2 separate regions of the Homo sapiens genome follow, and region 1 is linked to region 2. A link is a loop called in an ENCODE intact Hi-C map of the cell type or tissue named here. Cell type or tissue: PC-3. All regions are shown on one strand. Region 1 overlaps BTBD1 (BTB domain containing 1). Region 2 overlaps HDGFL3 (HDGF like 3).

What was found. Peaks named below come from ENCODE experiments on the same cell type or tissue, not always from the same donor. Only the 100,000 strongest peaks of a DNase experiment are listed, where the experiment ranks them.
Region 1: it touches region 2 in a loop (2.3-fold over the local background); 4 of 110 quality-filtered maps call a loop at or near these places.

The regions. Positions count from the first base shown.
Region 1 is chr15:83,052,019-83,054,518 of GRCh38, forward strand. All of the region lies in intron 2 of BTBD1 (BTB domain containing 1), which reads right to left. All of the region lies in intron 1 of LOC124903542 (a long non-coding RNA gene), which reads left to right. Among named protein-coding and RNA genes, the nearest start is that of BTBD1, 14 kb to the right of the region's middle. In PC-3, no CTCF peak of the experiment used is centred here; a DNase peak (open chromatin) is centred at 1,303; H3K27ac peaks cover 548 bases.
Region 2 is chr15:83,153,463-83,155,962 of GRCh38, forward strand. The region is part of intron 4 of HDGFL3 (HDGF like 3); the gene reads right to left. Among named protein-coding and RNA genes, the nearest start is that of TM6SF1, 47 kb to the left of the region's middle. In PC-3, no CTCF peak of the experiment used is centred here; no DNase peak of the experiment used is centred here.

The sequences.
Region 1 (2,500 bases), 100 kb before region 2:
CAATCTCGGCTTACTGCAACCTCTACCTCCCAGGTTCAAGGGATTCACCTGCCTCAGCCTCCTGAGTAGCTGGGACCACAGGCGCCTGCCACCACACCCACCTAATCTTTGAATTTTTAATAGAGACAGGGTTTCGCCATGTTGGCCAGGCTGGTCTCCAACTCCTGACCTCAAGCGATCCACCTGCCCAAAGTGTTGGGATTACAAGCATGGGCCACCGTGCTTGGTTTTTGTATTTTTTAATAGAGACAAGGTTTCACCATGTTGTGCAGGCTGGTCTCCAACTTCTGGGCTCAAGCAATCCACCCACCTCGGCCTCCCAAAGTGCTGGGATTTTTGGTGTGAGCCATCAGGTTTGAAGGGCTTTTACTCTTAAATTTCCTAAGATTAAGGATATTCTCTTACATAATCATAGTAATTAATTTTGATAAATTTAACATCAATACAATATCTTTACCTAATCCACTGGCTGTATTTCAGTTTTGTCACTTGCCCCAACGTTTTTTAATAACATTTTTCCTTCTACTACGGCATCTAGTCTAGGATCACAGTTATACATTTTCAAGTTATGAAGTAGTACATTTTTATAAAGTGAAATTCTAATATCAACAGATTTTTTTTTTTTTTTTTGAGATGGAGTCTCGCTCTGTCGCCCAGGCTGGAGTGCAGTGGCGTGATCTCGGCTCATTGCAAGCTCTGCCTCCCGGGTTCACACCATTCTACTGCCTCAGCCTCCCGAGTAGCTGGGACTACAGGCGCCCACCACCTCGCCCGGCTAATTTTTTTTTTTTTTTTTTTTTTTTAGTAGAGACGGGGTTTCACTGTGTTAGCCAGGATGGTCTCGATCTCCTGACCCCGTGATCTGCCCACCTTCGCCTTCCAAAGTGCTGGGAGGTGTGAGCCACCACTCCCAGCCTCAAAAGACATTTTAATTGGCCAACTCAACTATATTTTTAGTTGGTGTTCATATAAAAATTGATCTTTCACTCTAGGAAAAACAATTTTCTATAAAAATTATCTTATTCAGGGTAGCAAATGTCTGTCACTCCTTACACAGGCAATATCAAATTTCCTATGGAATCTACTGCTGCTATTTAGGGTAAAATAAATTTTCTCAAAACGGACTTTGACTTTGGCATTCTCTTTGATAACACTTCATAAAAAGTGTTTTTCCCTCTATAAATCATGCTGGTACAGTATACTGGCACTTTGCTTTAGAGAGAAGCTGGCAAAGGCCCTCTTAAGTAAATGAACATGCTCAGTTCAAATGACTCACTTAGCAGGAACAAGAAGTTTCACATGACAATTTATGGGCTAATTCACATGACCCCACCAGTGAAAAATGTAATACTGGAATCTCAGACCAATAAGATACTGAAAAGTTTTTTTTTTCTCATAGTGACACCTGTTAATCCTTGCTACCCAACATGTACTCCAGAAACACTGGTGTCATCTGAATGCCTGTTAGAAATGTACTCTGAGGCCCTATTCTGGTCCTACTGAACCAGTATCTGCATTTTAATTGCCAAAGTTTAGTTTATTGGTTTCTGAATTTATATCTCACCTTTAAAATAAAAGTAGTTAAGTGATCGTCTCTACATGCATTAAAACTCCTTGGACAATAAAGAATCTTATGAATATCAACTTATTTATTAGATTTTAATGACAAATTCAAAAGAGGAAAAAATACGGAGATATCACTTATTAGTTATATGACTTTGGTCAAGTTACTTCACCTCTCTGTGCCTCAATTTCCTTACTTAAAAATGGTGATAATAAGAAAACCTTTACTTTGAAAACCTACACCTCATAAAGTTATTGTGAGGATTAAATGAATTAATGTACACAAAGTGCTGAGAAAGGTGCCTGGCATACAATCAGCTCCCAGTACATTCTGCTATTATCAGTATCACTAAACCTTCACAACTATCGATTTTAGGTGAGACCTTAGTTTTACCCACTGCTGTCTAGTGTAATAAGACGTTAACTTCTGTAAGCTTCCATTTTTCATCTTTAAAAAGAGAATAAGGAGATAATAGGCGAGGCACGGTGGCTCACGCCTATAATCCCACCACTTTGGGAGGCCAAGGCAGGTGGATCACTTGAGGTCAGGAGTTTGAGACCAGCTTGGCCAACATGGGGAAACCCCGTTCCTACCAAAATAAAAAAATTAGCCAGGCGTGGTGGTACGCACTGGTAATCCCAGCTACTCGGGTGGCTGAGGCAGGAGAATCACTTGAACCCAAGAGGTGGAGGTTGCAGTGAGCCGAACTGCACCACTGCACTCCAGGCTGGGCAACAGAGTTAGAATCTGCCTCAAAAAAAAGAGAAAAAAGAAAAAAAGGGACAATAATATTAAACTACATCACAGCATCATAGTGAGGAGTAAGTGCCATAATATATGTAAAGGGGATAGCTTGGGGTCTGGCATACGTGGAGTTCTGTAATTATGTCCAAGAAGAGGTGACATCAGAATGTTCTTTCTTCTGTAACTACAAAT
Region 2 (2,500 bases):
GTGTTTTATTAATGAGTCACAACATTTGGTATTCTATGAAGAAATCTGGTTGCCAAGCTCTATTTGGTAATCTTGAAAAGCTTTTCAGATTACTGAAACTCCTGTAATTTTGGAGAAGGACTCAGTTTTATCAGTGTGGTCCTAAATTGGTTATGTGTTTGATTTTTGCTATCTTTGTTTTTTTAAACTAAAATTACTGGTGGTTTATCAACATCAGTTTAGTTTGTTGTGAGGCTCTCATTAGTCCTATTGTAAATAGTAAATAATTTGTATGCAAAATATTTTTGACCTATGATTTTCCAGTATCTGCTATGACTCAAATATGAATAATCCATAGCCTTACTGCTAAAGAGAGAAGACATATAATCTCCCTCAAATCTACTATAGCATGACTTTTCATTGTGATTACTGAGCGTTTTCCTTAGAAAACTGAAATTAGGTGAGGTAGAGGAGACAGGTGTGGGGCCTTTTCCTCTACCCAACTGGAATGTAGTAAAAAAAAGTTTGTGAGCCACTAATTTTCCATGCAAAGGAAGACCATTCAACTCTTAAGAAATAGACATAAAAACAGGCCGGGCACAGTGGCTCACACCTGTAATCCCAGCACTCTGGGAGGTTGAGGCGGGCAGACTGTTTGAGCTCAGGAGTTTGAGACCAGCCTGGGCAACATGATAAAATCCGGTCTCTACTGGAAAAAAAAAAAAAGCAAAAATAAAAAAGCAAAAAAGCAGCGTGTGGTGATGTACGCCCGTGGTCCCAGCTACTGGGGAGGCTGAGGTGGGAGGGCAGCTTGAGCCCAGGGGGCAGAGGTTGCAGTGAGCTGAGATTGCACCACTGCACACCAGCCTGGGTGACAGAGCAAGACCCTGTCTCAAGACAAAGAAAAAAAAAAAAAAGGAAAAATCACCATATTTGTTTTTTAAAAAGCATTTGGGAAGCAAAAGAGAACAATGAAGTTATGCTAGGCAAGCGGTTCTCTAAATGTGGTTCCCAGATCAGCAGGATAAGCCTCACCTGGAAATTTGATTCCTAGACCCCACCCTAGACCTTCTGAAATAGAAATTCTGGGGATGGGGTTCAACAATGTTTCTATTTTACTTAACTGAAACTACCAACCAAACCTAAAATGTCATGTTATAATGTGGTGATTTTTACTTTTTACAAGAAGGGAAAACAGGGATTTAATGATACAAATGTGGAGTGTTTCCAGTTAAGATCAAGAATGATAGTAAAAGTGAAAAACTTTTTGTTCTCCTAGTAAATACAGTATAACTATTCAATGTGGCAAGCTTGTCAAACAATGTAAGCTTGTCTTTATAAGTCTTCCATGTAATTCTAAAACATGTAACAGTTTGAGAACCATTATGCTAGGTTATTTCATTGATATTAAAAATAAAAAGCTATTCTTTTTTTTCCCCCCTTTTGAGACAGGGTCTCACTCTGTTTCCCAGGCTGGAGGGCCGTGGCATGATCATGGCTCAGTACTCGCCTGGACTCCTGGGCTCATGCAATCCTTCCACCTCAGCCTCCCAAGTAGCTGGACTACAGGTGTGAGCAATCACTCCTGGCTAATTTTATTATTTGTGGAGATGAGGTCTCACTATGTTGCCCAGGCTGGTCTCAAACTCCTGGGCTCAAGAGATCCACTTGTCTCAGCCACTCAAAGTGTTGGGATTATAGGTATGAGCCATTGTGACCAGCCAAAAGGCTATTAAATGATCATGAAGTTGTAATCTTCAAGGAAAGCAAAGGAAATGATCCCTTAATTTAAAATAGATAAACATTAGTAAGCTAAGTGTGTCTTTACCCTTTCTCTGCTTTAAATTTTAAGTCCACCCAGGTGGAGCCCCATTACTTTTGGTCTTTGTAACAAGCAATAAAATAATGGCATTTAAAAGCCACATATCCACACTATTAAATGCCTAGGCAACATTAGGTAGCTTAGATAATTTAGGGTTGCACAACACATTAGGTGGAAGCTCAGCAGGCAATCACAAATTAAGTAAAATCAATTCAAGTAGGTGTTTAAATGAAGTCCAAAATGCTAAAAGAAATTCAGCTTAAAAAAGTAATTACAATGGAAGATAAAGTCTGACAAGAAAAATTCTAATTACTTTGTCGTCATTTGCAAACTTTATCCCCATCCAAGGCAATCACATGTTTTTCATTAGGTACACAGGAAACAATGCTGCATTCACACAATTCTGCCTGTATGCCAGTTGGGTAAGATTTTATATACTGCCAAAATAAATGCTGATAATCTAATAAACTCTAGGTACTTGTTTTTAGAGTTTCCTAAGTGTATTCAGTCACTAAACACCAGAATTTAAATAGAAGTAATTTATCCAGGTATTCAATCATGTGACAGACCAATTATAGTGAAACCTGTACCAATCTTTGGTCTTCAAGGATCCATTTATCTTGCTTTCAGTTTCTAAAAGGTGAATAATTTTCACAATCTCAGAGTTCTTTCCATTGTATTTCTGAATTACCATATGAA